3 separate regions of the Mus musculus genome follow, and regions 2 and 3 are each linked to region 1. A link is a loop called in an ENCODE intact Hi-C map of the cell type or tissue named here. Cell type or tissue: left cerebral cortex. All regions are shown on one strand.

Evidence for each region. Peaks named below come from ENCODE experiments on the same cell type or tissue, not always from the same donor. Only the 100,000 strongest peaks of a DNase experiment are listed, where the experiment ranks them.
Region 2: it touches region 1 in a loop (2.7-fold over the local background); 12 of 42 quality-filtered maps call a loop at or near these places.
Region 3: it touches region 1 in a loop (3-fold over the local background); 9 of 42 quality-filtered maps call a loop at or near these places.

Annotation. Positions count from the first base shown.
Region 1 is chr7:28,045,422-28,053,421 of GRCm38, reverse strand. Psmc4 (proteasome (prosome, macropain) 26S subunit, ATPase, 4) reads left to right here and starts at 3,330. Exons shown (of 11, transcript NM_011874.2): 1 at 3,330-3,439; 2 at 4,220-4,318; 3 at 4,443-4,629; 4 at 5,910-6,056; 5 at 6,140-6,249; 6 at 6,343-6,436. The coding sequence starts at 3,404. In left cerebral cortex, a CTCF peak has its summit at 3,104 (motif pointing left); a DNase peak (open chromatin) is centred at 3,220; H3K4me3 peaks cover 1,041 bases; H3K27ac peaks cover 369 bases.
Region 2 is chr7:28,132,984-28,140,983 of GRCm38, reverse strand. It overlaps 9530053A07Rik (RIKEN cDNA 9530053A07 gene), which reads right to left. Exons shown (of 20, transcript NM_001164655.1): 4 at 3,351-3,921; 5 at 640-1,244. It also overlaps the pseudogene Gm21925. Among named protein-coding and RNA genes, the nearest start is that of 9530053A07Rik, 7.5 kb to the right of the region's middle. In left cerebral cortex, a CTCF peak has its summit at 3,165 (motif pointing left); DNase peaks (open chromatin) are centred at 3,165, 5,384 and 5,976.
Region 3 is chr7:28,298,272-28,306,271 of GRCm38, reverse strand. Dll3 (delta like canonical Notch ligand 3) reads left to right here and starts at 4,487. Exons shown (of 9, transcript NM_007866.2): 1 at 4,487-4,588; 2 at 4,707-4,988; 3 at 6,048-6,105; 4 at 7,137-7,379; 5 at 7,536-7,753. The coding sequence starts at 4,526. It overlaps Timm50 (translocase of inner mitochondrial membrane 50), which reads left to right. Exons shown (of 11, transcript NM_025616.3): 11 at 242-446. The coding sequence ends at 343. In left cerebral cortex, CTCF peaks have their summits at 3,930 (motif pointing right), 6,862 and 7,333 (motif pointing left); DNase peaks (open chromatin) are centred at 3,912 and 6,866.

The DNA.
Region 1 (8,000 bases):
TGTATATGTTTACTGGAAGAAATCTACTTGGATATTCCCCAGTGGAAACCATTCAAAAACTAAAGAAACTATTTTTACACATAACAGAGTCTCACTGATACAAAGATAACTTTCTGAACAGGCAAACACACAGTGCACTGTACAAGTCCAGAGAAAATTGAAAACAGACCAATGTCATGTTTGCTAGTGTGAGTGAACCCTTCATTGGGTGGGGGAAGGGAAACTCTGAGGTGCTTTGGGAGCTGCGAATGCTTGGTTGCTTGGTCTGGGTAGTAACAATTTAATACAAAGTCCATTGTATTGGCGAACTGTCGTGGGATACTTGAGCTCTGTGTGGAGTTGACTCTCCATTTCAGACCCAAGCAGGTTTGTCTCAAGTTGTCCTCCCTAAATCCCTGTCCTAGGGGAGGTTGATCCCCTAACTCTGTAACTAGGAGGAAGGAAAACAGCAAAAAGTAGAATTAAAAAAACTGTCCAGAAGAGGGGGCTAGAAAGATGGCTCGGGGCTGGAGAGATGGCTCAGTGGTTAAAAGCACCAACTGCTCTTCCAGAGGTCCTGAGTTTAATTCCCAGCAACCACATGGTGGCTCACAACCATCCATAACGAGATCTGATGCCCTCTTCTGGAGTGTCTGAAGACAGCTACAATGTACTTACATATAATGAATAAATAAATAAATAAATCTTAAAAGAAAGAAAGAAACAAAGAAGAAAGGAAGAAAGAAAGGAAGGAAGAAGGAAAGGAAGGAAGAGAGAAAGAGAGAAAGATGTCTCAATGGTTAAGAGCACTTTCTGCTCTTCCAGAGGACCTGGGTTCAATTCCTGGCACCACTTGGTGGCTCACAGCTGCCAGTAACTCTAGTTCTGGGGTTTCTATCGCCCTCTTCTGATCTCCAAGAGCTTTGGCATGCATGTACATAGTGCACACTCATACACATGAATAAAAAAGAACTTAGAAACATATTGTTTCAGGGTCAGTGAAGTGGCTCGATGGATGAAGGTGCTTGCCTGAGTTTCATTCCCACACCCCCACAATTAAAAAAAATGTAATGTAAAATAATAGCAACAGCAGACCATTGTGTTCTTGTGGACAGCCGGAGGGCACACAAATTCCACCAGAGGCTGCTGCTTATTCCGTGGTATAAAAACACCTGCAGCGGGAAAGGGAAGCAAAAAGGCTCAGCCTTGGTGAGAGTCCTCTACTCGGCTGGAACTCAGGCTGCAGTGGTTTCTGCTGGGTGGCTGAACGAGCCCTCTTTGATGTTATTTACCCGCTGCCTGCATTTGTTCTTGTCTTTGGAAGCCTCACCCTACAGGAGATTACTCTGCCCACATCTCTCCAGTGAGAAGCCCAGCTGGCTGCCTCACCGGGGCTTTCCAGGTGATTTTTGAAGGATGACTATGAGCACCCAATCTGATGGTGATATCTGTAGGCTTGCTTGTCTTGCTTTTCCTAGGAAGCATTACTCAAGAAGACGCCCGGGACTCTCCATGGGGATTCTTCCAGCTGCCTTGATGGGGAGTCATCTATATGGTGCTTCTACTTGTTTTAAATGGCTTTTTGCCTCCAGTAGTGAGTTTCCGTAGGCTTTTGCCCCATCAGTAAATTTCCATTTCTCTGAGACATATGCCACTCCCCTCTAATGTACTGCAGATCTCTTACCTGTTACACCACAGAGAGGAGAGAGTGCTGGGGTGCCCACACTTACCTCAGCCAGGCAACAATTCAGTTATTTCCATGTCAGTGGACCAAGACATAGGCCTGCTACAGAAGAGCTACATAAGCACCATTAGATCAACAGAGAACAGGTGGCGTGGAACTCACCAGCGGGACACCTTAAAACCAAAGAAAAACACAGCCTCCTAATAGCTGGAGAGCTGCCTCTCTCAACTATTTGTATTGCCTGCCAACAAACTTCACCTTTACTTTGTGGTCACTGTTTTTCTGTCTTTTAATTCTTCAACTGATGGAGGGAAGGAACCCACCTGCTAGCCAGTGTGAGAGCTACTGTAGATTCTCCATACCATACAGAACAGATAGGACGTTCAATTTGTGCAGCATTATGTAGCTAGAAAATAATGATTTGTGCCTGCTACCTATCTGTGCCCCAATAAAAAGTTTACTTAACAAAAACTATAGCTGTTATGAAGTGTGGTAGTGTATATCCCTGGTACAAGGAATACAGATCTAGGTTCTAACCCTGCTTTACCAGTTGCTCAAGTGACTTCAGTGCTTGGCACCAGCTTCCTTCTTTGTAGAAGAGAATATAATACATACTAAGGATTTTAGCTGGGCTTGCTTAGCATATCAAAGTTCCTGAGCCATAACAACAATCAAAACTCAACAGGAGGCTGAAAAGATGGCGCACACAGTCTGTAACTCCAGTGCCACAGATTCCTATGCCCTTTTCTGGCTTCTGCATGTACTGAATCCAGGTGCACAAATTCGCACTCCGATATACACATGTACACGTAACTAAATATAAAATCCTTTCAAAACGTTTAATTATGTGTAAGTGTGTTTCTGCTAGCGGGGACGTGTGCTTGAGTGCAGGTGCCTGCAGAAACCGAAGGAGTTGCCTACAGATGCTAGTGAGCTGCCCCACCTGGGTGCTGGGAACCGAACTCGGGTCCTGTAGAAGAGCCACAAGTGTTCTTCAGCACTGGGCCATCTTGACAGCCCCTAAAAATAATGTGAAGAGGACAGAGAAGAAAAGATTCGACAGGACTCCGCAAAGATCTGCATTCGCAGCTGCCTCGGTTTCTCCAGCTTTGGTACGATCTGATTGGCTCCTCGCCGTTCTGTGACCTCTGCTTCTCTCTTCAGGTGGCGGCCAGAGAAGGTCAAGAGATTCTTCTGTGGAACTAAAGGCTTCTTTAGTGCCTCTCGTTTCTTATACTTAGTTATGTCTGCGAATTCCTTCTAACAAAGCTCTGGAGTTTTTAACAAGTTAGGACAGGACTTGATTAATCTTCATATTCTCAGTTCGGGGCTGGCTTTGTAAAGACAAGAAAGTAAAAAAGTGGATAATATTAAAATCAATCAATCAATCCTCTGGAGACTTTTCTTCAAGAGCAACTCGGCCGCGCCATCTACTGGAGAAACCTTCACAACGCGCGACGGGCCGCGAAGCAGGATGGCGCCAGAACAAGAGTTACTGCGCACGCGCAACATCCTTGCGGGTCCGCGCGCGCGCGCCTGGAGCGCAGAGCGCAGGAACCCATCTTGGGGGCGGAGCCCAGGGCTAAGAGTTTCCCGCCCTTCCTGTTATCCGGCCCGTCAGGTCAACCCGCAGCGGTACCTTAAAAACTACGTTTCCCAAGATGCTCTATGTGAAGGACTTCCGTTGGCGTCAGCGGAAGCCGTGACTGGCCGGGCTGCACTGAGGCCGGCTTGGTCACTATGGAGGAGATAGGCATTTTGGTGGAAAAGATTCAGGTGCAGTGGGGATCTGGGTTTCTTAGCGGGAGCTGGACATGAGTGGGGTGCTGAGGGGTTCTCAGGATCCCAGCTCTGGGCTGGGTGGTTTCAGAGGCCTCGGTGTCGAGCTTTGGGTGGTCCCGGGGCCTGGCGGGGTAGTCATGTTGTCAGGAGGGCGGCAAAGCTCAGAAAAGCAGAGCGGGAGGAAAGTGGCGTTGAACTTAAAGACTTTTCAGACAGAACGGTTGCGAGGCCTGGAGAGCTGTGCTTACTAGCTTTTCGGTTTGGGGTCTGGACCAGGTGGAGGATGATGTATGGGGGCCCCGTGGCCTAGGTATGTTCGTGGCCAAGGGACCAGTGGACTCACTGTGCTTGGGACGTGAACGGTGAGGCGTTAAGTATTGGTTGTGGTTTGGCTGAGTGACCTTTGGCTTTAACGTGAGTTGGGAATCTGACATGAAAGCTTTTGGGGGGGGGAGGGGAAGAACTGGGTAATGAGACTCTGAATGTGACTCTGACTTTAAAATCCATGGGACTTTTAGAACCTCTTGAGGGGACTGGGATGCTAAGGTTCGGTATGGAGCTGCTGCAAAACTTTCATGATGAGTTTTGTTTAAGGGGCCTACTATTAGCAATCTACATAGGGGACTGAGCAGCTCCTGTATCTATTGAGAGATAGTGAATGATGTCAGGTACTGGAGACATAGGTGACTTGGTGGCGAAATAGGAAGAACGCTTTCGCTGATTTCACGAGATGATTCTCTGCTTCCAACACCAAGTTGTCTTTACCGTCTACAGGATGAGATTCCAGCACTGTCCGTGTCTCGGCCGCAGACCGGCCTGTCCTTTCTGGGACCCGAACCTGAAGACCTGGAGGACCTGTACAGCCGCTACAAGGTGTGTTCAACCCTAAGCTGGCTCCTGCATACCTCCCATCCCCCATCACATACGCCCCCCCCCCCACCTCCCACTGTGGTACGGCAAGGCTGCAGCCAACCCTTTGCCCTCCCTGTGCGTGCAGAAGCTGCAGCAGGAGCTGGAGTTCCTGGAAGTGCAGGAGGAGTATATCAAGGACGAGCAGAAGAACCTGAAGAAGGAATTCCTCCACGCCCAGGAGGAGGTGAAGCGGATCCAGAGCATCCCCTTGGTCATCGGTCAGTTCTTGGAAGCTGTGGATCAGAACACAGCCATCGTGGGCTCCACCACAGGTGAGTGGTGAGGCAGGCTGGGAGCAAGGCAGGGTGATAGAATGGCCAGAGTACTGACCGATCCAGAAGTGGATACATACTTTATTTTCTGAATGTCTCTTTCTGCCTCTCAATTCACGTGTGTGCGTGTAGTTTCACCATCCAAGTGTGATGGTGTACGCCTTTAACCTCAGCACTTGAGGAGGCGGAGGGACAAGAGGATCTTTGTGTGTTTGAGGTCAGCCTGGTCTACCTAGTATGTTTCCCGGAGTACATACAGAAACCCTGTCTCCAAACAAGAAGAAATTTACCATGTGGGTTGGAGTACCTTTGATGTTTGTGGTTCTAGTCTGTTTGAGTTGAACAAACTGGTGGTCACTTCCCTCGCCTGAGTTAACGCCACAACTGCTGCTGGATATGGAGCTGCTGTCTGGAAGCATCGGTTGTGTGTAAAGACGTTTGGCTCTGTTGAGGACTCAGCATACAACAGATGCTAGTGACATAAATCCATACCCTGCTCTTACAGTAGCTGACGATTCTGGTGTCTTACCTGTCTTTTCCTGCTGCTCGACTGAGCCGTGTGTTTATAAAGGCTCTAGATAAAGTCGTGTAACCATGTGGGATTGGACAGGTGGGCTTTGAGGAAGTGAAGGGAGAGTAATATCCAAGATGAAGGCTGTGTCTTTGAAAGTGAGACTTAAGACGGTGGGGCTCCCTGAGATAGTGGTGTGATTGGAGGGGTGGATTTGGAGGCAGACAGTGGGGAGCTGAGGCTGTGGAAGATGTCTGGGTGGCCGCTGCACTCACAAGTCTTGCTGTAGAGAGTAGATTGGAGAAAGGAGATGGAGGCTGCTGACCAGGAATTTATATGGAGACTTAGGCAGGGGATAGTTCCAAATGAGGGCAGGGTTTGGTGGTGGGCTAGGTGAGAGCAGAGGGAGGTGGGGTAGAGAGAGTGAGTGACTGAGGGGGCCAGAACGAGGCTTAGTCCTCTGGCTGGCAACTCGGGGACAGCACAGTTGAGTGGAGAACACCAGGACTGTGCTGGGAACACATTGAAAGATTCCCAGGGCCATCCAGGAGACCACATGTGAGATGCACAGAGCTGGACCTCAAGAAGGAAGCAGGGCTGAAGACCAGCAGGGAAGTCATTAGGATGAGCATGGGGGCTAAGAGGGGATGACCTAGGGCCAGACGTGGGAAACGTGGAAAGTGCCAGCTGTGTGTAGAGGGAAACGGGGAAGGAGTGACGTCAAGTCTCTGGCATTTCACTTCGTCTTCCTTCCTGTCTGCTCCCAAAGGCTCTAACTATTATGTGCGCATCCTGAGTACCATCGACCGGGAGCTGCTCAAGCCCAACGCCTCGGTGGCCCTGCACAAGCACAGCAATGCCCTGGTGGACGTGCTGCCTCCCGAGGCCGACAGCAGCATCATGATGCTCACCTCAGGTGAGGGGGGCACCCGGGGCCCTGGGAGTCCCACGGGGACCCTGGGGGCTGAGCCGCAAGCCCTAGCTCCACTCTCCCACCAGACCAGAAGCCAGATGTGATGTATGCCGATATCGGAGGCATGGACATCCAGAAGCAGGAGGTGAGGGAGGCTGTGGAACTCCCGCTTACACACTTCGAGCTGTACAAGCAGGTGAGGAGGACGAGGCGGCAGGGCAGGGAGAGGTCTCTGGGCCTAGGGTTGGTGACATAATCCCTTGGCTCATCCTTTTCCCGTCTCTTTTAGATTGGCATCGATCCTCCCCGAGGTGTCCTCATGTATGGCCCTCCTGGCTGTGGAAAGACAATGTTAGCAAAGGCTGTGGCACATCACACGACAGGTGAGCCTCTCACGGCCTCCCCCATGCTCTTCCTGCCTTGTTTCCTGCTTCCTTGGGTTCCGTAAGGAATGACATAAGGGTAGTGTCTGTAAATAGAGGCTCTGGGACCATAGCCCAGGTGGCAGTCCTTTACAGGATATGCAGTCCCCGGCAGGTGATTACGCCTCACTGTGCCCTGGGTTTCTCAAAAGTGGAAACTAAGGAGCCAGGTGTGGTCTCATATACCTAGAATCCCAGTGCCCAGGAGATAGAAGTAGGTGAGTTGCTGTGAGTTCAAGGCCAGCCTGGTCTGTATGGGCAGTTCTTGGCTGGCCAATGCTAGATAGTGAGACCCTGTCTTAGGTGAAATAAAATTTAAAAAGCCCATCTGGACATTCTGGCAAATATTCTTTTTGGGGGATTCGGGGGTGGGGTTCGAGACAGGGTTTCTCTGTTTAGCTCTGGCTGTCCTGGAACTCACTCTGTAGACCAGGTTGGCCTTAAACTCAGAAATCCGCCTGCCTCTGCCTCCCAAGTGCTGGGATTAAAGGTGTGCGCCACCACTGCCCGGCTTCTGGCAAATATTCTTAATCTTAACTCAGGAGACTGTGGCATTAAGATAAACATTTAAGGTTATTCTGGGTTACCTAGTGAGACCCTTCTCCAGACAAGCAAAAACCAAGCCAATAAACAAACATCCCACCCTGATTCCATAGGATGATGACGAGTTAGAAAAGCGATGCAGTGTTTCTATGGTGGGTTCAGACTTGGTGACTATCACCTGGCTTGCTGGGCAGAAGCCACAGGGGCGAGTGGTTAGAGGTAAGGTCAGGGCGAGAGTGGTCCATAGAGAGAGTACTCTAGGGAGTCGGGGTGGACGGTGAGCAAGCATGTCCTGGCTGTGCTGTCAATCCTGCATAGACTTCTCAGGAAGGGGTTTCCAGAAGCTGGGGGTAAGGAGCTGTCAGGCACAGAGATTGGGAGTGGGAATTTAGGTCAGGAAATACACTTGTGCAGAGGCCCAGCGGCTGAGAGGAACTCATGTGCAGACTCATGGGTAGGCTGCAGATGCCGCTAGAGCAAACTCATACTTGTGGTTTTGTCCTGGTGAGTGGCTGTGCAAGCTACGTTTGGCAGCACAAAGGGATGAGTCTGGAAAGATGGTAAGGTGCCCGATTAGAAATAGACTAAAATAGTTTTAGTCTAAAAGAAACCTGAAAGCCAATCAGAAAACGTGGTTTGGGGACCCCCCCGATATTTGCCTCATGCTGTGTGCTTAGGGATGGATGACTAAGGGTCTGGTGTCGCTGAGATTTGCCAGTGAACTGGGTGTGGTTGGCAGGAGGTGGGCATTGAAGAGCAGTTGTCAGTTCCTGGTTTGGGCCCTGGCGTCCTTGTTGGCTTCATGGGGTAGAGGGATGAACTGAGGAACGTGAACAGTGGCTGCACTCTGGGACACACTGAGATCTCACGACCAGGGAACACTCAGCCAGAAACATGAAACACCGAGGCACTGTCCTTTGATGTGAGCTCTGAGTGAGATTCAGAAGTCAACAGTGTGTGTCCTCTTCAGTTCATCTTTATG
Region 2 (8,000 bases), 88 kb before region 1:
AAGTTCTGGCCAGTACAGCAGACAGCCTGGTGAGCAAGTCTAAAAAGAAGTGATGGAGAGGCACCCATCCTGGGGAGAAAGAGGACACAGAGAAGAGGCAGCCTGGCAGCACGGCTTTTGTTTTGTTGGGATTTTTGACAGTAGAACTCACCATGTGTGGTCTTGATGTTGTCTGGGTGGACAGACATTTTCTCAGTCTTCGAGGTTAAATGGGCATCTCCACCCCCCACCCCCACCACAAATGCTCACTTTGTACCGGACATTTCACATCACCTGTTACCTTGCTCTCTGGTCCATTCTTTAGACACAAGTCAGTAATTCTAAACTTTCATAAGGACAAAACTAGGAAATTCTAATATCTACTGAGCACCAAGACCTCTTTTTGAGACCCTGAAGATGTGAATTCATCACATCCGCAGAACTGCCCAGAGACCAGAGGCTCCTGGTGGAGAACTATTTGACTATGATCTCTGACCGAGGTAAGACAGTCTGAGAGACTGTCACAGAGACAAGAAAAAGTAACAGGGCCTGGACCTTAGCCACAAGGTCGTTGAATGAATCCCACTCTGCTTCCACCACAGCCTTTGATCTTCCCTGGATTTGCCCCCCCCCCCCCCGTTCCCGCCCTGCCGCACTCACCAGCACTTTGCCTTGGTATTCCCGGCGCACCTCCAACTTGATTCCTAAGGCCTCCAACTTCACAGAACGCACAAAGCTTACGCTTTGACTTCCACGGCGTTCATTTTCTATAAACACTTTGAAGTCGGGGAGAGATGGGTGCTGGCCACAGGAGGCAGTAAACAAGTATGTGCAGGTACCCATGAAATTGAAGATCCGCTCATCTAAACTCATGTAGTGTGGGTCTCCGGATGCCCGGCAGATGCGGAAGTATTCCGGGAAGCAACCAAAGGAGCCATTCTGTACCCCACAGTGCTCCTTAGGCAGACACCCTGTTGTGTTCCTACAGATCACCTTCTGAGTGGCTCCATCACAGGTGCAGCGGAGGTGGCATTTTTCGTCCGCGTACACTTCTTGACCTGGGGCCAGCAGGCGGTCCTGGAAGATGCACCCACAGGATGAGACAGGCATGCAAAGGCCACGACTGGCCACGAAGCCTGGAAGGCACACGCAGCCCTCCACGCAAGGGCGCGAAGAGCAGTTGGTCGGTCTGGCTTCTGAGTTGCAGGAGGGTGGGCAGGCAGGGCTGCAGAGCTCATAGTGGCTGTTGGCTGGACAGGTCAGGGCTGGAGGGGTTGGGAGAAAGGGTGGGTCATGCCAGGTGTGGGGCTCCCCGAGACAATGCTGCTTCATCAGAGGTCCACACCCCTCAGTTAATGGCACTCCTCCTTTCCTGATGCTCAGGCCCCAGTGCCCCCTCCGCCCCATCCCTGGACAACCAACCTGGCAGTGGGCAAATCTCATAGCTTTCACCTTCCAAGCCCACGCAGAATCTGTGTCCATGACCCAGGAACCACAGCAGCCTCCTGCCCGGTTCCCTGCTCCCGGAACTGTATGTGCTCCTCACAGCACCAGAGGGACTGTGAATGCAGGCTCAGCCCAGGGACCTCGACCTTCTGTGACTTCAGTTCACTCAGGGGAAAGCAGAGTCCTCCCGAGGCCCAGGGGTTCCCCTATGCTCCCCACAATCTCCCTGTCCCCATCAGTCTCATTCTCCTACTGGCACACTCTGCACACTCAGTGGGTGGACAGGTGCCTGGTCCCAAGATTCCCCACTGAGATCTTTGCGTTAGCATTTTCCTCCTACCATTATTATATTTTCCACAAACAGACTTTGCAGGTAAAGACGAAGGCTCCTGGAGTCCAGGGGGCTAGATTTGAAATGCCAGCTCCCCCCTTGCCAACACTTTATGAGCAAATGACTCTGTATCTGTCTGTATCTGTATCTGTATCTGTATCTGTATCTGTATCTGTATCTGTATCTGTATCTGTATCTGTATCTGTATCTGTATCTGTATCTGTATCTATCTGTATCTGTATCTGTATCTGTATCTGTATCTGTATCTGTATCTGTATCTGTATCTGTATCTATCTGTATCTGTATCTGTATCTGTATCTGTATCTGTATCTGTATCTGTATCTGTATCTGTATCTGTATCTGTATCTGTATCTGTATCTCAGTCTTGCCAGGAGTAAATTCGAGAAAGCAATACTGATTTCATTGGCTACAGGGATTGAACTGTAGAACTGTAGCTGGGTACTCCAGGGCCAACATTGTGATGACTCAGCTGACTCCATGGCCTGGATGTGACTCGCTCCAGGGTCCACTGTCATTGGCTTCCTACATCTTCACTGAGCTTCCAGATACTCTCATAGGATCTTGCTCTTTGAAGGTGTTTTCTAGTAGATCTGCTAACTCTCTGTCTCTCCCTCCCCACCCAAGATATAGGTTCTGCTGGGGTGGGAACACAGCTTGATTTGGTCAAGTTGAATCTTCAGCATGGAGCACAGGGCCTACGAAATGGACAGGAGGGGCGATAGACTCATTGGCTTCTCCGTTGGAGTTTGGGACATGTGGAGAGGAAGGCTTACAGGACACTGGGACATAGTAGTGATGCAGGAGAGTCCAAGCAGTGTCTTTGTCTCCCTCTGGACTCATTGCCCCTCTGAATCCCTAGTCTTCAGCTCTGGCCTGACATCGGTTTCACCCCTCACTGGCCTGTATGCCTCTTCAGCATTTCGCTGAGTTGTCTACTACATGGCAGACAAGTCACCGTTGGCTCCTGCTTTGTCCTCCACATGGCCAGCACAGATACAGGCTCTTGTGGAGTTATGACAGGTTTATTGACTGAATGGATGGGCGCCTGGCTAGTCGTCTTTGATATTTTTCAGAGGGCATTGGGAGTCATGGGAGTGTTACAACCAAAGAATAATCACTGAATTTGATCTTGCAACTTGACAGACTATCTTTCGTGACAAACCTCTGTGGTTCCCTGGGTCAGGAAGGAGCCCACATCCGTTTTCCCCTTTTTGGATATTCCAGTCCTTCCCATGAATTTTAGATTTGAAAATTTTATTCTAGGAAAATCTTCTCTGTAACTGTCCCCTACTCGCCCTCTAGCATCCTTTATCCCTCTTGAATTCCCCTAGTGTCTTATCCTGCATCCCTCTCCAACTAATCTCCAGATATGCTAGAGTGCCCTCTTGTGGCAACCTCAATCACTGTGGTCTATCCTGTTCACTACTGTGTGTGTCCCTGGAGTGTCTTGGATGTCTCAGTGTTTCTGTCATTGCCTGTCACTGGACTGAAGCGTAATCAGTGCTCTGGTACCAAGCAGACACAATGGGTTCCCCACCTCTCATCAAAATTCTCTACCCTGTCTTGAACTCACGGCAGTTGGTTCGTGACCTCCATTCGCGGACAGAGATGCCCAGGTCCACACAGGCTTGTGCATAGGCATTGAGGCCACGGCACAGGGTGAGACGTTCCCCTCCCGTCACGCACATGTCATATACACATTCTTCCAGGAAAGGCTTGGGGTCCAGAAATTGATGACAGTCAGCAAATGGGCCTGAGGGCAGAGTTAGCATGCCACAGAAAAGGTCTTTCTTAAAGAGCTGGGCCTGGCTTGGGATGCAAGACGGACAGTTGCCATAACAGCCATCATCACATAAGAGGTCTTGATCATTCACCTTCCAGCTTTTGGTGAAATTTAGAACATCAGGAGCTTGCTTCCCATCAGGCGTGAGGAAGTCATCTGCAGGGTCTCCATTATAGTTGCCGCACAGCCCAGACACCTGGTCTTGGAAGCGCTTGGGCAGGCTCAGGGTCAGCTGGCCATCCCAGTCATAGGTGACCACCAGCCCAAAGTCCAGTTCTAGCACACCTCGTGTTCCACTCTGGTGCACACGCAAGAGACCCTCACTCAGGGAGACCGGCAGGCTTGAGTACTGGTAGTCGATCTGCAGAGAGGTGACAGTGGTCAGACTCGTGTGTGATCTCTCCTTCAGACCTTCATCTCCTTTACTGAAATCCCCAGCTCTAGTCACATAGGGTGCCTTCCTTCCTTTGTCACCAGCTGAGCCTAGGGATGTGGCCTGAAGTGTTCTTCCCTGAGATGTGCATGAAGACCCCCGCCCCCTCCCCAACAATGTCTGCTGAGGTGTCACTGGCTCAGTGAGGCTGTCCCTGGTCACCCTTTCAGTAGCCCTTTCCTGTTGCCCCTCCTCCTCTGCTTCCCAGTTCCCACAGCTCCTGGCCCTCTCCCACAGTGTGCAGGTTTGCCACATGCTCCACCTATCAGAACCACTGGGAGCCCACCTCATGGTTTTATCTCCAGTGCCTCTGACAGTGGCTGGCAGAACGGCAGGCTCATTACAAGAATGAAGCCAGTGTGAGGAAGGAACCTGGCAGGGTTGGTGGCAGCAAGGGGCAGCTGTAGGAAGCCAGTGAAACAGTGGGATTCATGTTCATGACATGAGGAAGCAAGAGTCAGGAGGCTATGGGCAGAACCAGTCAAGACCTACAAGCACCAAAACGGTGACAAATCCGGCAGAGGGCTGCCAGCCTCTTTAAACCACCATCACTGGGTAGCAGTGGGCTATTTTCCTTTCTGCTGCTGTGACACAGCGCATTTGTCAGATGCAACTTTGGGGGAGAAAATTACAACTCATCTGTGAGGGAAGCCAGGCTTGAAGCAGAAATAATGAGGAATAACTGCTTGCTGGTTGGCTCACTGGCTCACTCTTTAGTTCTCTTATATAGACCAGGCCCTGGTGCCTAGGGATGGTGCTACCCACAGTGGACCGGTCCTTCCTACATCATTCAAAAGCCAGCACAATCCCTCACAGACAGGGCCACAGGCCAACCTGGTTTAGACAGCTCTGCAATTGAGGGTTCTCTCAGATGACTTTAAGCTATGTCAAGTTGACAATTAGGGCTAGCTAGGACAATCAGCATAGGCATTGTTGGGCACAATGAACAGGTTAGTCCTCAAATGGTAACACCAGCTTGCTAGTAACCCCAGTTCATCCTCCATCTCCCTAGTCCTACATTTGGGTCCCCTGGGATACCAGGAGCAACTTTGGAAGATTCTCGCCTCTGAGGAACAAAACTAAATGCTTGTTGCTATCTTTAAAATCCCTCATCATATAGGGGTTTTGGGTCCTGCAGTGGCTTTGGGGTCTTGATTTATTTGAATTTGAGATCTGATCTGCTTATGTGTGGAGAAACCCTGATTCTTACCTAACGTCCTGGACATTACCTTACCTAAAGGTAAGTCTTACCTAAAGGTCCTCTGGACTGAGGGATCTGGTTTTCCACTACCCTGTTTCTTCTTGGTGGTGAGGACATCTATATCAGCTCCAGATGCCTCTTCCTCTCTGCGTCACTCAGACTGTGACTGAGCTGGCCGACATTCTGTTGGCTGTTTTAATGTACACAGCTGCTGGGGGTGCCTCTTGAGCCCCAGCTGGGAAGGAATCAAGACCATGACTGGACCTGCCTAGAATGGGCTTGAAGTCTCTGAACTAGTTGCAACAGACATTTTTAAAAAATCCATGCTATTAAAAATTAAATATAAAATTTCCTGTTGGGGCACAACACTGTAGTCTAATATGGCTTAAGTGTGCATTATATGAAAAAGACACTTGACTCTTAAATGGGCCATTGAACTTTTATAGTATCTTGAAGTTGGAATTGTTTCGACAAATTAAGGTATGTGGAATTAGATATCCACCATAAGTATACACACATATATGTGTGTATATATACACATATATATGCTTCTAAGTATATACATATATTTATATATGTGTGTATTATATATATATATACATTATACACACACACACACACACACACACACACACACACACACACATATATATATATATATAAAATGTGTGTTAGAGAGAGACAGAGACAGAGACACAGAGAAGGTGTCCACAGTGCTTAGAGGCATTGAATCCCCTGGAGCTCGAGTTACAGACAGTTAGTTGTGAGTCACCTTATGTGGGCAATGGGAACTGAATTTGGGTCCTCTGGAAAAGCAGTATGTTCTCTTAGCTATTTTTATATAATCAAGATTTTTTTCTAAAAGATGGGAGCAAATCTAGGGCATAAAGATCCCACACGTCAACGATACCCCCCTCCTAGTTCACAGCAAAGACCTTGAAGGGACAGGACCAGTGTTACTCTAACCTTAAGCCCTGGAGTTCCCCGGTTCTCAAAGAGCATCTTTTCACCTTTTGATGGATCTGAGTTGGCTCCTCTCCCCTCCACGCAGCTGCTGGAACATCTGGAGAGAACACCTACTTAATGTATTGGTGACTCTGAAATGGTCTCTTCCTTCAGAGTTCATGAAGGTACCCAGTTTTCTTAGGGTCTTCAATTGAGTGCAGCAGAGGGCAGCTCACTGAGACCTCCCTGGCAGGTTAGTCCAATGCCCAGGGATGACCCACTTGGATCCACTTCCCATTTTGTTGGGATAATCTTTTTGTACACTGTGCATCTCTGTCCTTCCTTGCCTGTCTAAGGCATCTTCTGATTGATGTAATAAAGATCTGATGGTCAATAGCTAGGCAGGAGAGGATAGGCAGAACTTCTGGGCAGAGGTAGGAACTCTGGGAAAGAATCAGGTCCCAACCAGACATGGAGAAAATTAGGCATAAGGGGTTGAGGAGAGGCAATTGGGCCATGTTGCAAATGTGGGCGAGTATAGACAGGGTTAATTAAGTTATATGAGCTAGTTGGAAACAAACAAACGTAAGCTATAAGCCCTAAGCATTCATAAATAATAAGAGGTCACTGTGTCATTATTGGGAGCTGATGGGTCAAGAGAGTTGAAGACACTATTTCTACTTCTAACCCATTAAATTGGTCAAAGGCTGGTGAAGCTCCTTGCCGGTGTTTCAGCTACACACCACCTGTCTGAAGTTCTGTATAAGTCCTTGTCTTAAACAATGCTAGCGAGATAACTGTCAGGCTACCTTCCAGCTCCCCATAGTCAAGTGACAGAACAGGAGGGACTCGTATTCCAGCAATGACAGGAGCTGGTTGGTGCTATCACAAAAGTAACCTGTTAGGCCCTTAAGCCAAGACGCTTGAGTAAGATGAAAGTTGCGTCTGGTAGAAGCATCACCTGTGCATTGTGCAGGTTCTAACAGGCTGCAGGGCCTCTTCTGCTTGGTGACAGAGCTCTAGCTCCACGGTTCCAACTCCGGATGCCCTGGATGAAGGTGGGGGCTTGTTTGCTCCTTTTATTAATAACAGGATAACTGAAGACTCTTTTCAGCCTTGTCATAAAGACTGTACCAAATAACAGATGAATTAAATTACATCCTGAAGCCTCCAAAAGTGTATGAGCAGTCAATAAATTATAAACAATTAAGGGGGCAGAGGCATGGGTCTTTCTTGATTGGTAGACTCAGTCTATAATGACTAAGACTATAATGACTATGAAAAGATCATACCAGCCCCCACCTTCAGAGCATCCAGAGTTGAAAACGTGGAGCTAGATCTTTCTCCCCAAGGGGAGGAGGCCACTGCACCCTGTTAGAACCGGCATGATAGACAGCTGAAGCTCCAGATCACAGGAGCCCATGATAACTCAGCTAAGGACAGAGGAGGCTTGGGGACCCCCACAACCCAGTTAGCTTTAATCGTGTCTTCCCTGTAACGGTGGGGGACAGAGGGACAGGACGAGGAGGGGAGAGGGAAGATGATGACAATTGATCATGAGGTGTACACTCAGAAGCTTTGTGACTGACACAGAGTTGTTTTTTTTTTTTTTTTTTTTTTTTCGAGACAGGGTTTCTCTGTGTAGCCCTGGCTGTCCTGGAACTCACTCTGTAGACCAGGCTGGCCTCAAACTCAGAAATCCGCCTGCCTCTGCCTCCCAGGTGCTGGGATTAAAGGTGCGCACCACCACTGCCTGGCTGACACAGAGTTTTAACTACCCTCGAGCAACAAGAACTAGTCCTGCTGTGTCCCGTTATGAGAGTACTCAGGAAGTCCTACAGCCATTACAGTGCACTCTGGC
Region 3 (8,000 bases), 250 kb before region 1:
ATAAGTCCATGGCCTTGGGTGGTCCTGAGACCTTTCATGGTAGACTGTGTGCGTAGAGCTTGTGCACAGGGATCTGTGGACGCTTGGCCTCGGGCATGTTAGTCCTGCACCCCTGGGGCTAAGAGTTGCTCTTTCCACGCTCTGGATCTAACGGGTGGACTCGGGTTCTATACTGGGCCTGAGTATGACGGCAGGCAGGCTTCTGAGTTGACCCTTGTCTTTTTCTGTCCCTCATCCCCAGGAGGAGCAGCAGCGCCTGGCCGAGCTCTCCAAGTCCAACAGGCAGGGCCTCTCCTTTGGCTCACTCGCCAGCCGACTGTGGCCTCGCTCCAAGCAGCCCTGACTTCTAGGCTTCCTCAGAGACTTGATGCCTGAGCCTTGGGCCCCAGCCCTTACACGGCAAAGTGTGGACAGCTATGTGTCCAATAAAGCGAGTCCCAGATGCCACAATGCCTGTGTCCAGAGTCCAGATGGGGCACTGGGGTGAGGTCTTGGACTCGGTCGTCATTCACAGTGACTGAGCACCACCACAGGGCTGGGTGCCATGAGTGCCTCGTTGGAGTGGGGCTCCTGCCAGCCTGAAACTGAAAACCTGGGTTTCTGCTGCACATGTCTTCCCATATACTCTATGAGTTGGCAAAGAAAAGCCCCTCTCTCTCTCTCCCTCCCTCTTTCTCTGGCTCTGGACTCCTTGTGTGCTGTAGAAATAAAGAGAAGTCTGGCCTCTGGGGAGCCGCCTCGAGGGCTGTCAGCCTAGCTGCCGTGTGTGGCTCTGTGGGAATGTGGTTCTGGAGCTGTGCGGTCAGCCACACCTCATAGAAGCCAGAAATACGATTGCTTTGTCTTTTTGGAGACATGGTCTCGCTGCGTAGAGCTTGCTAACCGTGATCTCAAGAGGTCCACCTGCCTCTGCTTCCAAGCGCTGGAACTAAAGGCGTGCACCACCACGCCCGGCTCACTAATAGGGTTTTTTAATTAATTTATTTTTCTTTATATTTATTGGTGTTTTGCCTGTATGTATTTCTTTGTGAGGGTGTGGGATCCCCTAGACCTGGAGTTACAGTTTTGAGCCACTATGTGGGTGCTAGAATTGAACTCAGGTCCTCTGGAATAGCAATCAGTGCTGTTGACCTGAGCCATCTCTCCAGCCCCAATGATAGTCCATTCGTTTTTATAATGTGTATATATGTGCTTTGTCAATGCACCGTGTGCTTATTCTAGAACTCATGGAGGCCAGAAGAGGGCTTGGAATCCCCCAAGGTTGTGAGGGAGCTGCTATGAGGGTGCTGGAAATTGAACCTATGTCCTCTGCAAGTGCAGCCAGTGTTCTTAACTGCTGAGCCATCTCTCCAGCCCACCCAAAATAGTTCACAAATTGATAGGCTCTTGTGTAGTAGCCACGCAAACTTTTGGCAAGCTACTGCAAGGTACTTAAGACTTAAGGTCTTAAGGCAAAGCAGTGGTGGCGCACGCCTTTGATCCCAGCACTTGGGAGGCAGAGGCAGGTGAATTTCTGAGTTCGAGGCCAGCCTGGTCTACAGAGTGAGTTCCAGGACAGCCAGGGTCACACAGAGAAACCCTGTCTCAATCAAAAAAAAAAAAAAAAAAAAGACTTAAGGCCTTAGTTTCTTCCTGTCTGAGGTAGGGTGGAGCATCTGACCCAAGCCCCTGCTCCAGCCAGCATCTAGTATTAGCCTGCGTAAAACCAAAAATTAATGCTTTTTTGGCAGTTTGAAGACATGGGTCAGATGAGACTGCATTCTAGGTTGTTTAAAGTGCCTTTGGTGGTACCATGGGGGGAAGGGTTGGTGTGCCACAGGGCTGTAATTTCAGCTTTTAAGACACAGGAGAACTGTCAAGTTTGAAGCAAAACTGGTTATGTAGCAAGACACTATACAAAGAGTTACAAGTAAAACCAAAACTCAGCCCAGAGTACTAGGCAATACAGAGGGGTGCTCCCAGCAGCCAAAGCTCTCAGCCCAGAGTACTAGGCAATACAGAGGGGTGCTCCCAGCAGATTTTGAGGACTCCCTTCTCTTTTTTCCTTCTTCCAGGACAGGTTTCACTGTATAACTTGCTGCCTGGAATTCTTTCAGTAGACCAGGTTGGACTCCAACTCACAGAGAACTGCCTGCCTCTTCTCCCTTCAGTGCTGGGATTAAAAGAACAACAGTGGACCAAAGCTTGCTGTAGGGATAGGATCCTGGGTGGAATGGGTTGTGGGTGGAGGGAACGTGGTTTTTGGAGTTGGGGTCCCTCAGAGCCCTCTGAGGGAGGGGCCCTCATGTCTGAGATGATCTTGCTATGTAGCTCAAATTGGCTTTGCACTTAATTGGCCCTCCTGCCTCAGCCTCTTGAGTACTGTGGTTATAAACATGTACCCCTACAGTCTTCTAGAATGGATTTGAAATGTGACTTAAGTCTGCTACCTCAGCCCTGTCTCGTGTCACTCCCACTGGAGGAGAGAATTGAACATAGGTGCAGGAGCCCTGAGACAGTGCTCATATGATGAGGCGGGAAGCATTTAACCCCAAATGCCCTGTTCTCCAGGGCTCTCTGTGTGGAGTCGTTTGTGTGTATAGTCATGTCCCCTCCTCACACCCCAAGACAGTAGTGAACAAGGCTGCTAGGAAGCAGTGTCCTACTGTTCCCTCAGGGGAGATGTAAGGCAGGCAGTTGTGGGGGGATAGAGATAAAAAATGGGGGCAGAGAAAAGGGGAACACATAAGACTATAATTCTAGCTATTCGGGAAACAGGCAGGCAGGAGTGTGGAGGGTTTTGGGCTGGCCACTCTGTCTCAGACTAGGCAAGGGCTGGGGTGGTAGCTCAGCCGGAGTGCTAACCTAACAGGCATAAGGAGTGTTCACAGGAAAGAGAACTGAGGAGAGAAGCAGTGGTTTGGGGCCTTAGAGGTGTTTGTTTGTTTTATATTTTTATATGTCTGGGGGCAGAGTAGGCATGGGCATCCGGTAAGAGAAGAGTGGTGGGGGTAGTTCCTGGCCATGTGGATCCACGGGTGAAAACAGGCTTGGCAGAAAGTGCCCTGCCTAAGTCATCTCACCAGCTGGAAGATGCTGTTTTAGACCGGATGGAATGATCTGGAGCGCCTCTTTGGAAGGTGTGTGCCAGCAGAGTCTACAGTGAGAGGAAAAGCTCCTGGGATGGCTGGTCGGGCAGGCATGATCGTCCCAGGGCCTCAGCCTTTGCTGTTCACAATGTGTTTGCTCCAGGATCCTCCTCACACCCCAGGCCTTAGCAGGGGCTCTGTTTCTGTGCGTAACAAAGTCCTAAACAGCTAAGACTTTCAGAAATCCCTTAAAGTCTGCTTTATTTGTGATTCAGAGCTCTGGAAATACCACCTTGCCTCGTGGTGAAGCAAAACCAGGTGTGGTAGGGTTTTGTGGTATTTTCCTGTATTGGTTTTGAGAAAGGCTTTATGTCGTCTAGGCTGGCTTCTTTCTCTTGTTTGTCCTGCTTCTGCACTGCTGGGATTACAGGTCTGCCATGCCCACCCACGCCTCTTTTTCGACTAAACATTTAGTGGGACTATAGCCGTCTCCCCTCTACAAGACAAATGTGGATATAGGAGCAACTTATATTTTCCCTAAAATTACTAGCTCTGAGTATTAACTTAGTATTTACTGGGGGTGGGGAGTGGGTTTCCTCTGTTTCTGCAGCCTTGCTCACCGTCTGACTTCAGCACACTAGCCTGGGCACCTGCACCTAAATTGTTTTACTTGCCTGGATCCTGCGAAATCCCACCTCCTCGCCCCCCGGGGTGGGATGAGCAGCTCCATTCATCTGGGGTGGAGAGTGGGGCCCTGGTGCCCGAAGACTGAAGACTAATTTCCTGTCCGTTTGCCTCTCACACCTTCCTGAGCCCAAATGGGAGGCCCAGCTGCGGCCCAAGGGGGAGGGGCACGGCCGCCCGGCAGATGGCGACATTTACATACAGCTGGGAGGCCCCTCCAAGACCAGGATCCTAGCCTGGCGTCTGGTGGCGATACTGGCTTCGCGGAGGGGGGGCTTTGTTTTAAGAAGGGGAAACACACATGCATACACACGAGAGGTCTTCCACAAACACACAGGGGTCCACACAAAGAACTCAGGATTCTTCCTCACCGCCTCCTCTGTGGGGCTCCGAAACACAACCTCACACACAGCCGGCTGGAGACGCATTCACTGCACTCATGGGTTCATAGGGTCCTCCACAGCGGACAGGAGCTCACATAAGTACATACATGATAGAGAGGAATGCACCTGTATTTCCGTTCTCCCACTTCAGTACGCACAGTATCTTAGAAATTAACCCCTGCCGCTTTCAGATTGGCGCATGCAATCACACTCAGGATGAACCTCACCAAGTCGCCCACATAGAGTTACTGTATCCCTTTCCCTGGGACCCCTCTCGGCCGGTAGCTAAAAGACTGGCCTGAAGGGGCGGAGCGTCCCCTCAAATATAAGACTCCGGCATCCAGCAGCTGCGACTCCTGAGACTATTTCCCCATCCTGTCCCCCAAAGCAATGGTCTCTCTGCAGGTGTCTCCGCTTTCCCAGACGCTGATCCTGGCTTTTCTTCTTCCTCAGGTCAGATACAGAAAGGAAAGGAACAGATGGGGTTGGGCCGAGACCTGGAGGTCTTAGAGACTTTCATGGGGCACACAGATACCTAGGTCCCTTAACCTTGTGGCCCTCTCTGTCCCAGGCACTGCCAGCTGGTGTCTTCGAGCTACAAATTCATTCTTTCGGGCCAGGCCCAGGCCTCGGGACCCCACGCTCCCCCTGCAACGCCCGAGGCCCTTGCCGCCTCTTCTTCAGGGTCTGCCTGAAGCCCGGAGTCTCCCAGGAGGCCACCGAGTCCCTGTGCGCCCTGGGCGCAGCACTGAGCACGAGCGTCCCGGTCTATACGGAGCACCCCGGAGAGTCAGCGGCTGCCCTGCCGCTGCCTGATGGCCTCGTACGTGTGCCCTTCCGCGATGCTTGGCCGGTGAGTCCAACCTCCACCTCTTTCTGTCCCCCCCCAGCTCCCGACACCATCCCGTGCCCCAGAGCCTTTACTACCCCCTCCTCTCCGAAACCCACATTCCCAGACCCCCTCCGCTATTCTCTTCAGGGATGTCTTAAAACTGGGCTTCTCATCTTTTTGTGGTTGTGTGTGTGTGTGTGTGTGTGTGTGTGTGTGTGTGTGTGTGTGTGTGTGTTATACTCACGAATACGCTTTACAGCGATATGTGGACAATTTCAGTTCTGCCCTTTATTTACCATGTGGGACCCAGGGGGTTGGACTAAGGTTTTCAGTAAGTGTTTTTTACCCAGTGAATCCTCTTCTCATCCTGTTTTGTTGTTATTGTTTGTATTTTGTTTTGTATTTTTAGAGACAAGCCTGGCTGTCTCTGAGTTCACTATGTAGCTAAATCTGGTCGTGAGTTCCTGATCCTCCTGTCTTCACTCACTCCCATCTCCCAAGTGCTGGAGTTATGGGGTGCAATAGCAAGTCGAGTTGGGGTCTTTGTCTTTATTCTAGATCTCTTCTTTGGACCTGGGGCTCCTCTCAAGCACTTTCTTGAGGTCACCTAATCTCTCATGTTTCCAGCCTTAGTTCTTTTGGTTGGGACATCAGGTCACTTACTGAATCCTGGTCCCCATCCCTGTACCCTGCACATCTCAAAAAGAATCAGGGCCCGTATTTGAAATGTAGACATTGTTGGGAACTTTTTCCATATTTTATTTCCTCACCTGTAGATGGGAACACCTTAGTATGTCCTTTTGGACAGGGTCTTGCTAGATACCCCAAACTAACCTCATATTTGAAACCCTCCTATCTCAGCCTCCTGAGCGCTGGGATTACAGGTATGTGCAAACACACTTGGCACAATGGCGTATCCAGAATGAGACCAAAATGCTCCTGGCTCCCGGGGCAGCTCCTTCTGGGAATGCTCCGTAGCTCAGTCCCAGAGCTGGCTTCCAGACTCCGTGCTGTGTTCTGGAGGTCAGTGAGCTTCCCTGACCACCGGCTTCCTCTCTTCGTTCTTCTCTGTCCAACCAGGGCACCTTCTCCCTCGTCATTGAAACCTGGAGAGAGCAGCTGGGAGAGCATGCTGGAGGTGGGTGTCTCACGGGTAGGAAGGGGCAGTGTTGAGTTCAGGACTGATAATGGGCTGCCTCTAAAGTGGAGCATTCCTGCTGGGCTTGTGATGTCATCATAGCTCCTAGGATGTGGTGCTGGGCTAGTGGTTTTGGATCTGTGGGCAATCTGGGTATAAATATAATTCAAAATTCCTAATGGTAGCAATGTAAAGACCATGTCCTGAGAGAGGTTGAGCATCTCTGACCCCAAAATGAGACAAAGGGCTCCAAAATCCATTTATTGTATCTTATCTGTTGTAATAGAGAAGAACTCCCCATATGCTATGCAAGACTCCATCATTGAGCCTTGCTCCTAGTCCCTAGTAGATTCCTGGGACACTCTACTTCTGAGCCATCTCCTTGGCCTTGATTTTGTATTTGAAACAATGTCTCATGTAGCCCAAACTGTCTTCAAAATGCCCATTATAGGAATTATCCCCACTATGCTGCACCTAAAATTTAAGTCTTTTTCTTGAAACAGGGTGTCACATAATGTAGACAGGCCTTGAACTTGCTGTGTAGCCCAGGCTGTCCTTGAATTCACAGTTCTCCTGCCTCCGCCTCCCAAGTGCTGGCGTTGTGAGCATGAACCACCATTTTGAGGTTGGTTGTCTCTTTTTAGCTTTCTGGATAAGGCTCCTCCATTGGTACTAGGCCATCCATCTGGCTTAACTCTGCCCTTTGTGAGGCTTTTGCTGGGATTAGACATGAGTGGAGCCACTACGCATAAGACCTTGAGGGGGCGCTATGACTTCACTTTTGGAGATCCTGTCCGTAGCTATTGATGGCACAAGATGTTAGAAGTCTCCTATTTTAATATTCTAACAAATACAGGAGTTATCTTAGGAGTTAGTGTTATTTTAACACTAGATATGCCATGCAGGTCCCTAGGTGCATTAAGGGGAGGGCAGGCTTGCTAAGGAGGGCTTCTACTCTTCACCTAACCAGGAATTCCCAGGAGGGGTGGGGATGACCTGAATCTCAGTGCTCTACATCATTCTTTCCGCAGGGCCCGCCTGGAACCTGCTAGCACGTGTGGTCGGCCGTAGACGCCTGGCGGCTGGGGGCCCGTGGGCCCGCGATGTGCAGCGCACAGGCACATGGGAGTTGCACTTCTCCTACCGCGCGCGGTGCGAGCCGCCCGCCGTCGGGGCCGCCTGCGCGCGCCTGTGCCGCTCACGCAGTGCCCCCTCGCGGTGTGGCCCGGGACTGCGACCCTGCACGCCATTCCCAGACGAGTGCGAAGCCCCGTGTGAGTCCCTATGCGTGCCCTGCGCTACTACTTAAGCGCGGATCCTAGTTCCTTCTCATATCCCATTGATCTCCTTTAGGGAACCGAGGGCCCTGGGTCCCAACCTGCTCTAGCATTCATGTCTTGTTCTTTCTGCCTCTCCTCTGCTTCCTGCAGCTGTGTGTCGACCAGGCTGCAGCCCCGAGCACGGCTACTGTGAAGAGCCTGATGAATGCCGTTGCCTGGAGGGCTGGACTGGACCCCTCTGCACGGTCCCTGTCTCCACCAGTAGCTGCCTGAACTCCAGGGTTCCTGGTCCTGCCAGCACTGGATGCCTTTTACCTGGGCCTGGACCTTGTGATGGGAACCCATGTGCCAATGGGGGCAGCTGTAGTGTCAGTATCTTTTTTGTTTTTGTTTTTGTTTTTTTTTTTGTTTGTTTGTTTTGTTTGTTTTTCGAGGACAGGATTTCTCTGTGTAGCCCTGGCTAGAACTCACTCTGTAGACCAGGCTGGCCTTGAACTCAGAAATCCGCCTGCCTCTGCCTCCCAAGTGCTGGGATTAAAGGCGTGCGCCATCACCGCCCGGCTTTCAATTAATTTTTGAGTCAGGGACTCTCACTGAGCCTGAGCTGGCCAGTTC